2 separate regions of the Homo sapiens genome follow, and region 2 is linked to region 1. A link is a contact called in ENCODE Hi-C or POLR2A ChIA-PET data. All regions are on one chromosome and are shown on one strand. Each heading gives the region's core, a stretch centred on a gene start or an enhancer-like site at or near the end of the contact. The rest is flanking DNA. Distances are from core to core; before and after follow the strand shown. Region 1 overlaps TTLL9 (tubulin tyrosine ligase like 9). Region 2 holds the start of MYLK2 (myosin light chain kinase 2).

The links. Hi-C counts contacts between places; a loop is a spot of excess contacts on that map. ChIA-PET counts read pairs that join two places held with the same protein, here RNA polymerase II (POLR2A). Pooled maps may share reads with other maps.
Region 2: a pooled map shows a loop between it and region 1 (2.2-fold over the local background). The contact joins two enhancer-like sites. A Hi-C loop is called at or near these places in 1 of 168 maps with a recorded cell type or tissue (transverse colon), 1 of 37 single-sample maps with no recorded cell type and 7 of 50 pooled maps. POLR2A ChIA-PET finds 5 or more read pairs at or near these places in 6 of 52 experiments (CD8-positive, alpha-beta memory T cell, GM12878, HEK293 and 3 more).

The regions. Positions count from the first base shown.
Region 1 is chr20:31,892,024-31,896,934 of GRCh38, reverse strand. All of the region lies in intron 3 of TTLL9 (tubulin tyrosine ligase like 9), which reads right to left. Among named protein-coding and RNA genes, the nearest start is that of TTLL9, 24 kb to the right of the region's middle. RefSeq lists an enhancer at 1,800-1,849. Within about 2 kb of position 1,659, at least 14 of the 41 ENCODE cell types and tissues checked have a DNase peak (open chromatin) inside an H3K27ac peak, as active enhancers do.
Region 2 is chr20:31,819,064-31,824,324 of GRCh38, reverse strand. It overlaps MYLK2 (myosin light chain kinase 2), which reads right to left and starts at 4,969. Exons shown (of 13, transcript NM_033118.4): 1 at 4,897-4,969; 2 at 4,693-4,792; 3 at 3,779-4,199; 4 at 2,588-2,886; 5 at 743-848; 6 at 1-66. The coding sequence starts at 4,744. RefSeq lists enhancers at 33-559, 560-1,087, 1,555-1,614, 3,944-4,485 and a silencer at 1,205-1,254. Within about 2 kb of position 1,434, at least 8 of the 41 ENCODE cell types and tissues checked have a DNase peak (open chromatin) inside an H3K27ac peak, as active enhancers do.

The sequences.
Region 1 (4,911 bases), core at 410-2,909:
CAATCAAATAGAATTCAGCAATATATAAAAAGGACTATACACCATAACCAAGCGGAGTTTATTCCAGTAGGCAAGGCTGGTTCAATATTCAAAAATTAATCCATGAGCCAGGCATGGTGTCTCACGCCTGTAATCCTAACCCTTTGGGAGGCTGAGACAGGCAGATTACTTGAGGTCAGGAGTTCAAGACCAGCCTGGCCAACATTGTGAAATCCCATTTCTACTAAAAATACAAAAATTAGTCAGGCGTGGTGGTGGGCACCTGTAGTCCCAGCTACTCAGGAGGCTGAGGCAGGAGAATCGCTTGAATTGGGGAGGCAGAGGTTGCAGTGAGCCGAGATAGCACCACTGCACTCCAGTGTGGGCGACAGAGAGAGACTGTCTCAAAAAAAACCAAAACAACAACAAAAAAAACAATGTAATCAGTCATATTAACAGACTAAAATGGAGAAATCACATGATTATATCAATTGATGCAGAAAAGGCATTTGACAAAAATTAAACACTCATTCATTTAAAAACTCTGAGAGGAACTTCATCAACTTGATAAAAGCATCTTAAAAAAACTCGAGCTAACATTATAATTAGTGGTGTGTGAAAGTTGTCAGATTCAAAATGGAATCACTTGTGTCAAACCCTGGCAAAATAGGGCCAGGGGGCCGGGCTAGGTGGCTCACGCCTATAATCCCAGCTCTTCGGGAGGCTGAGGCGGGCAGATCATTTGAGGTCAGGAGCTGGAGACCAGCCTGACCAACATGGTGAAACCGCGTCTCTACTAAAAATACAAAAAAATCAGGCCGGGCGCAGTGGCTCATGCCTGTAATCATAGCACTCTGGGAGGCTGAGGCAGGCAGAACACCTGAGATCAGGAGTTCCAGACCAGCCTGGACAACATGGTGAAACCCCATCTCTACTAAAAATACAAACATTAGCCGGGCATGGTGGCTGGTGCCTGTAATCCCAGCTACTGGGGAGTCTGAGGCAGGAGAATCGCTTGAACCCGGGAGATGGAAGTTGCAGTGTGCCGAGACTGTGCCACTGCACTCCAGCCTGGGCAAGAGAGCGAGACCCTGTCTCAATAAATAAATAAATAAATAAATAAATAAATAAATAAATAAATACATGAATAACCTTACTGTTCCAGAAGGCAGAGGGACTGAAATGGGTTGGCATGGCTGCATTCCTTTTGGAGGCTCTATGGGAGAATTTGTTTCCTTGCCTTTCCCAGCTTCTAGCCGGGCATGGTGGCATGTGCCTGTAATCCCAGCTACCCGGGAGGCTGAGGCAGGAGAATCGTTGGAACCTGGGAAGCAGAGCCTGCAGTGAGCCGAGATCACACCACTGCTCTCCAGCCTGGGCTACAGAGTGAGACTCCATCTCAAAAAATAAAAAGTAAAAAAATAAAAATACAGAGCCAGGAAAGGTCATGAAGGGAGGAGTCTCATGCATGATTTGCCAGATAATAAGAACTTTCACAAGAACATTTTCCAAACCACAGCTTCCCACATGAGACAAGAGTACTGCTAACAGCACAAGGGCAGCTAGCAGCTAACACAGGAACACTAGCCTGACACGGTTTCTCAGGCCCAATCCAAAACTGCAAGGGCCTAACAAGAACTCCGAGACTCCAAGTCCTACCTAGCAACTACTGACACTCACCAATCTGCTACTGAACTCGCCAGCTCTCATAAAAAACACTGCTAGCGCCAATGAACTTTCTTTTGAAACAACTTACGTAAATCTCCTCTTTCCCCAAGAGAACCCTAAACTTTTCCTTTGTTCTCAGACATGCTGGGGGCTGCCCTAGTCTATGTGGACATCCTGGATTGCAGTTCTACTTCTTGTATATTATTCCCAAATAAAACCTTTTTACTTGGAGATTTGTCTCTATTTTTTTATGTTGATGGATGAAAAACTGGAGTTGGAGACCAGACTGGGCAACATAGTGAGACACTGTCTCTAAAAATAAAAATAAATTAAACAATAATCAGCACTGCAGCCCCACATAGCTCAAATACTAACAAGCTCAAGACGGCAGTGAAGGAGGTTGGATTGGAGTACACGCAATTTAATTAAAGCTGCAGCCCAACCCATGTTCAACTCAGCTTTAGGAGGAATCTGAATGATCAGCCCCTAAACCTGCTAGTCAGAGGAAGGAGCTCGCATACTCTATAAAGTGTGTGTACGTATGTGTGTGTGTGTGTGTGTGTGTGTATATACATGTATATATATATAAAGTGTGTGTATGTATGTGTATATATGTATATGTATATAAAGACTAAAAAATTATGATATACAATTGTTTTTCATACACAATATCCAGAGTGCAGTTCTAAAAATATAACACATGCAATAGCAAAGCAGGGAAATGTAATACATAATCAAGAGGAAAAAGAGCCAACTGAAATAAACCCATAAATGACCCAGTTATCAGAATCATTAGAGAAGAAATTTAAAAATTATTATAAATATGTTATAGGATTTATGGGAAAAGATGGATACAATGTGTGAATAGATGAGTTACTGCAGAAAAGAACCAAATGGCCAAGTGGCTCATACCTGTAATCCCAATACTTTGGGAGGCTGAGGTGGCAGGATCACCCAGGAGTTCAAGACCAGCCTGTGCAACACAGTGAGACCCCATTTCTACACAAAGTTTTAAAATTAGCCAGGCATGGTGGTACGTGCCTGTAGTCCCAGCTACCTGGGGAGCTGAGGTGGGAGGATCACTTGAGCCCAGGAGGTTAAAGCTGCAGTGAGCCATGATCGCACCACTGCACTCCAGCCTGTGTGACAGAGCAAGACCCTGTCTCAAAAAAAAAAAAAAAAAAAAAAAGAACCAAATGGAAATTCTAGAAGGGAAAACTATAATATCTGAAATTGAAAGTTCAATGGATGTGCTTAACAAGAGACTAGGCATTGAGAAGGAAAAACCGTACATTTGAAAACAGTCTAATTGAAATTGTTCAAATTGAATTAGAGAAAAAATTTATACATGAACAGAACCTCAGTGACTCGTGAGATAATATCAAGCAGTCTAACATACATATAACTGAAGTTCAAGAAAGAGATGGGGAAGAGATAGGACAGAAAATATTTTTTGAAGAAATGATGGCTAAAAAATTTTCCAAATTTGATTAAATTATCAACTCACAGATCCAAGATGCTCAATTAACCCCAAGCAAGACAGACACAACGTAAACTACACCCAGGTAAACCATAGTCAAATTGCTGAAAAACAGAACAGTCTTAAAAAAAAAAAAAAGCCTGAGGAAAAAAGACACATCGCATAGAGGGGTGAGGGTGGTGGAGAGTGGGAGTGGAAGACAAGAACAGCTGACTTTGGCTAGGCGCAGTGGCTTACGCCTGTAATCCCAGAACTTTGGGAGGCTGAGGCAAGCGGATCACCTGAGGCCAGGAGTTCAAGACCAGCCTAACCAACATGGAGAAATCTGGTCTCTACTAAAAATACAAAAATTAGCCAGGCGTAGTGGCGGGTACCTGTAATCCCAGCTATTCAGGAGGCTGAGGCAGAAGAATCCCTTGAACCTGGGAGGTGGAGGTTGCAGTGAGCCGAGATTGCACCATTGCACTCCAGCCTAGGTGACAGAGCAAGACTCTGTCTCAAAAAAAAAAAAAAAAAGAAAAAGAACAGCTGACTTCACATCAGAAACAACATAAGCCTGAAGACAAAGGAATATCATCTTTCAAGTGCTTAAAGAAAAAAAGATCAACCTCGAATTCTATATCCAGTAAAACTTTACTTAAAATATGACAGTGAAATAAAGACAATTTTCAAATAAATAAAAGCTGAGAGAATTTATTGCCAACAGATCCACACTATAAGAAACACTAAAGAACGTTCCTCGGGCTGCAGGAAAATTATACCAGATGGAAATTCAGAAGGAATGATGAGTGGGGTAAATATGGAATACTTTCTTCCATGTCTTAATTAAAAAAAAAATTCAAGTAGCTATTTAAAGCAAATATAGTGAGAATGTAATGAAGGGTTTATAACATATTTACAAGTAAATATATGACAAAAATAGCAGCACAAACGATCAGAGGGGAGCAAACAGAAGTGTGTTGCTGTAGGGTTCTTAGTTGTGCATGAAGTGGTGTAATTATGCTTCAAGGTAGACTGTGATAAGGTAAGGATGCATATTGTAATCCCCTAGAGCCATAGGTTGTGAAGTGTGGTCTCAAGTATTCCTCAGGGTCCCCAACTCTTTTTCAAGGGTACACAAATCTTCCCTTTTCCAAATACTATCTTTGTGAGGCTAGATTTTCTTCCTGTCCTTCAACCAAAACAATCTATCACAGCAGATTGAACACAGAAGATCTGGAAAGTCAAATGTTTTCTAATAAGCCAGACGTTAAAGAGAGTCACAAAAATGTAAAACGACTACTACTCATCTCAGTACATTTTGGTGGGGAAATATAACTATAACTCACAAAAATGTTGGGCCGAACACAGTGGCTCACACCTGTAAACCCAGAGCTTTGGGAGGCCGAAGCAGGTGGATCACTTGAGGTCAGGGGTTCCAGACCAGCCTGGCCAACATGGTGGCCGTCTCTACTAAAAATACAGAAATTAGCCAGGCGTGATGGCCTGTAATCCCAGCTACTTGGGAGGCTGAGGCACGAGAATCACTTGAACCCAGGAGGCAGAGTTTGCAGTGAGCTGAGATCACACCAGTGCACTCCAGCCTGGGTGACAGAGTGAGACCCTGTCTCAAAAAAAAAAAAAAAGAAAGTTTATGCTACCATGTAATGAGTATTTTTTTGCTTTTTAAATGAATTAATAAGTATTTTAAAAATTTATCGGCTTAGGCCAGGCATGGTGGCTCATGCCCGTAATCCCAGCACTTTGGGAGGCCAAGGCGCGTGGATCACCTGAGGTCAGGAGTT
Region 2 (5,261 bases), core at 185-2,684, 72 kb after region 1:
ACCTTGGCTGCCAGCTTGAGGCCTGTGGCTTTCTCCATGCAGGTACAGACTGCCCCAAACTTGCCACTGGAAAGAGAAGAGGCTGTAAGTGAGGGGACCCCAGAGCCCACCGGGGTCAGTGGCATCCTTTGCTCTGATCCTAACTTGGTCCCAGACCCAGTGGTGCCTCTGGATCCCCTTTGGTGAGATGGGAGCACTCACCCCAGCCAGCCCTGACTCCCTCCTGAAGCTGTGAGCTGTTCTGCCAGGACAATGGCTGAAGCAGGTTCTTTGAACCACACAGACCACGTGCACAGGAAGAGCAGGCGTGTAGGGAGGATGGCCCTGGGATGCGACCCTTAGAGGTTTAGGGCAGGCAGGCCCTGGGCCCTGGGGGAGGGCACCTTCAGGCAGAGGGAGGATCTGCAGAGGTATAAGACTGAGTCAGGGCTTTTTACAAAGCAGGAATCACCATGAGGGGGTCAGTGTGGTGCCTGGAGCTGAGACAGACAGAAAAATGCTGTGTATTTCCTACGGAAGCACTGAATGGCTGACGGTGCGTCTGAGTAAGTGACAGCAACACTGAGTGCACATCAGCATGTGACAGCTGCACACAGTGTGTGTCCCACACAGAGGTGAACATGTCCATGTGGCCATGTCTCAGCGGGGTGTGTGTCTGGGCCTTGCACAGGGGAAATGTGAAGCCACAGGAGCCCGGTGTACTCTCTGTCCATGAGTGCCCAGCTGGGGTCCCAGATCTCACCCTCCGAGCGCCTCCTTGGAGTTCATACTGAATTCACTGCTGACATTCCCGGTCCTCAGCTCCACCATGCGGTGAGGGAAGGGGGCCGGAGGTGGCGGGCAATCATCTGGGGGACAGAGCACAGCCCTCATGGTCAGTGCCAGGGGCTGCTGAGGATTCCCCTTGGCACCACCCCTCCTGCTGGCCTGGGCCCCATCTAGGGAAGTTAAGTTCACCAAGTGATACCTGGGGGACACCTGGCTCCAGGATAGGGGCTATGGGGCCCAGTTTCCAATATCAGTTCTGCCACCAACACAACACTCCTATCAGGGAGGACCAGCTTCTCCTGGCAGAACAAACGGGATGGGAGCTTGGACTTTTTGGACCCTCTGCATTATAAGACACAAGGACTCCATCCCAAGCTATCTGCATTTCCACCAAAAACAATCAAACACAGCAGCTATAAAGCGGAATGCCAGGCAGTGGGGTTGCTATGTCTGAATAATGGGGTAGGTGGTGGGACCTGCCCACCCTCCATCCTAATAACACCGCAATCTGGCCAGACCACCCATGGCGGGGCGGGACCGGGGACCGTGCTGTTTGGTGGGGAGAGGGCGCCACCTAGCGGCAAGTGTGGGGAACCGCTCGCCCTGAAGGCTGGCAGGCCGGCAGGCGGTCATCAGGAATGGAAACCTCTTTATAAATAGCAAGAGGCGGCAGGGAAGCCGGGCTGGTGATAAATCAAACGGCCTTTGGAGGTGGTTCAGATCCTGTCACTCTAGGATGCGATTTCGGGGCGGGGCGGAGGTCTCTGCGGCTGCTAGGGGCGGAGGCAGGGCTCCTGGCTGCCGCCCAGCCGCCAGGTCCTCCCACCCTGTCTGGGTGGCACGGTGCCGCTCACCAGGCAGGCTGGCGGGTCTCCCAGGGCACTTCAGCCTGGAGGCAGGGGGGTGTCAGGACACTCTGGGTTCTCCTGACCCCATCTCACCCCACCCCCAGCCCTGCCGCACCCCTGCCCAGGCCCTTTCCCTATTCACCTGCTGGCCAAGCTCACTCACACTCAGTGCTCTCTGCAGCCCATGAACAAGCCACGGGCTGCTTGTCTAATCATCAATGAAGGCCACTCCACAGTCCTGCCCCATTGCACATGCCCAGCTTCCTTGGTCACTGCTCCCACACACAGGCACCTGTGCTCCTCAGCGCATGAGCCCTCTATAGCTCCCACGACCCCACCCCACTATACAGTTTAGCTACTAAGCCTGGCATTTGAGCCCTTCTACAGATTGACTCCAAATTCCATTGCCCAGGGAGTTTGTGTTGCTCCAATAATCTGCCTGATTTTTCTTTTTTTTAACTTCATTTTAGTCAAAGTAGAAAAAACTCAAAAGTGGGTTCTGGAGTCTGGGTGGCCTGACAGGTTCAAATCCTGTCTTCACTGGATATGTTTGGGCACTTCATTTTCCTTTTTCTGAGCCTTCCTTTCCCCATCTATCAAAAGGGAATACTAAATTTAAAAATAAAAATACATCTTAAAAAATAAGATTGAAGAAAGCCAGGTATGGTTGTACACGCCTGTAGTCCCAGCTACTCGGGAGGCCAAGGTGGGAGGATCACTTGAGGCTGGGAGTTTGAAGCCAGCCTGGGCAACGTAGCAAGACCCTATCTTTTAAAACAAATAAACAAATGAATAAACATACGTTAAAAAAGGAATACTTTCTGGAGTTGTGTGACCCTTAGATGAATGGGCCTGGGTAAGGCTTGGCTCAGGGCAGTTCAGACCTCCGAATAGGTAGACTTGGGACTGACAGCCCCCTTCCCTCCCCCTGGCCCCAGGGCAGCCCCAGCCCCCACCTGCCCCTGGCCTACCCAAAATCTGGAAGCAGTCCTCCTCCCTGGCTGTGAGACAGAGGGCCTGCCCCACCTCGGATTTCTCTGAGGGAACAGCCTGGAACTCAATCCCCCTCGAGGTGTCCCCTTGCATCTTAGCCTGGCCAGCCTGGCCTGGGGTTTTCTCTCCCACTTCCTTCTGGCTCTCTGCCAGGATGTTCTTTCCTTCTTCTGCCTTGGCTGGCCTGGGATCCGTGGGGCTGTGGGTCATGGGCACCCCTTCAAAGGTGAGCTCTGATGCCTCGCTTGGGGGCTTCTTGGCCAGCAGCTTCTCAGAACTAGAAGGTGAGAACACAGAGGTGAAGCCCTCAGCGGCCACAGCCTGTGGCATCAGGCAAGTCTCAATGCAATCTGCAGAGCTAATCCAACCCCACCCCAAATGCATGGTGTAATACAGCCAAATTCACCTGGTACAAAATTAAGGGATGTTCATGGCTGTGGTCATTATCTTGACTACCAACACACTAATACATCATTAATAACTATTAATAGGATTGTTGATATGGTTAATCATCATGTGGATACAACTAGGGAGTTATGTAGCTCTTGATTCATAAAATCTGTTGTGATATAATTGATACATAATTATCAAAGTGATATGGTAAATGTTCTTATTGTGGCTTACAATATATCATTAATGACCTCATTAGCATTCAGGTAAGTATAACTGATGGCATCACACATGTGCTATATTATGGTTATGAAAATATTATCAATGATCCTCCAATCTGGTTATTAGTCATCTTTTCATATCTTACCAATAATTATATTAAGAAGAACAGGAAAATACTGGATGTCCTAGGAAATACACAGCCTTTTGCCTGACACCTTTAGCCTTTCTGCCTGCCATCTCAACCCTGCCCTTGGCTAGACCCAAGCCCATGGAGTAAGGGGAACTTCGGACCCCAGAAGCCTAGAGAAGATATGTTCAACCTAGGCAGTCTTTGAGGGTCTCTCTTACTCCAGTCTTGTATGAATTGTGGCAGGGTTCTGGTTTCTGCAGGGGACAAGGCGGTAGAGGCAATTCACAGGACAGAGGAAACTGAATGTCAGAACTACACTCCCCAGCACTGAATGTGATGATAACCATGCCTAAGACAAGGGAATTAAGCAGGACCCCTAGGGACAGAACCACAGGACCCCTCCCCACTCCCAGGAGGGGATATTCACCTGGAGATGATGGCAGGACAGCTGGGGCTATGCAGAAAGGCAGGTGAGCCCCTCCTGGCTGCTGCTTGGCCCTCTGCTGCCTTCTTGCCCACCCTGGGCTTTCCAGGATCCTGGCTGCCTGAGGCTCCCTGCTCAGCCTTGGGCTTCTTGACGCTGGTCTCAGGTGTCGCAGTCTGCTGGGGCAGGGCTGCCGGGGGCCCAGCACTGCCCTCCGCGGGCCCCCCGCCCCTGTCACCCTCTCCTTTGGGGCCTTGGCTGCTAGTTGAGGGTTGGGCCAGGGTACCATCCCCTTTCTCTGAGGCAGGGGCTTTGGCATCTTTCTTCAGGGTGGGTGGATCCGGAGCTTTCTTTGGGTCTGGGGGGCCAGGGTCTTTCCCTGCAGCCAGGGGTCTTTCACCTGTGGGACCTTTAGGTGCCTTGTCTGCAGAGGAGGTGAGACACCCATCAGGATCCACCCTCCTTTCCTTCCCTCTCACCCAGGCTGGGCAGAGACCAGCTCTGGGCCCAGGTTCCCACCCAGGCAACAACTTGCAAATGCTTGTCCCACTGAGTCTCTGGGGCCACTTGATGGCCCCTAGAGATGAGCTGCCACGACCTTGGAGGGCCTCTGTGGGAGGCTTCCAGCCCTTTGGGTGGGCCTTGGTGGCCCCCATCATCCTTGCCCTGACTGTTTAGGTGCATCCCCAGCAGCCATCCCTGGTGGCTTCACATTTTCCTGGTCTCTCCAGGAAGGGCTTCATACAGGCCCTGGACCCAGCCCAACCCTAGCCAGAGATTCCTCTGATTTCTGGGTCCCCCGTGCACCATGCAAACAAGGCTGGGGCACAGAACTCCCACTGAGGAACCTGCCCAGTCCTGGATTCAAAACCCCCCTTCCCAAGCTCCTCCCTCCATCTCCTGCCCCAGCTTGGCACCTGTTGATGGGTTCTGAATTCCCAGCTCAACTGCTCCATTTTCTGTCGCCATGAGGTAGGGAGGCGTGTGCTGCTGCTTGTCTAACTCAAGTCTTTCTAGCTGCAGAAACAAGAGTGGAGTGTGTCAGGCTGTCCAATTTCCCCTCTCGTCTGGCTGCAGTGAGACAGGAAGCCGAGGCCTGCTAACTGAGGGGAGAGAGGTACCTGGAGCAAAGAGGGGCAACCTGGTTGCCGTCTGTCTCCCAGCGGCTGCTCAGGAGCAGTCCTGGGCAGTTGTAAGGGATTGGGCCGGGTGGGCAGAGGCGGAGGCAGGGGTGTGGGCAGTGGAGGCGGGGACGGAGGAGAGGATCTCTTACACCAGGGGCCATGCAGCTGGGACTGCCGCCACCTGTCACTCTTGGCCCCAGTTCAGAGGACACGGCATTCTTCCCATGGCCCGACTGGGGGGAGAATGATGTTGGAACAAGCGAGAAAAGGGAGGGGTATCTGGGACGCTGGGGGAGCAGCCCTTTCCCCAGGCCTTGCTCAGTATCCCTGACTTGGACAGGATCAGAGGGGGCCTGGAAGAA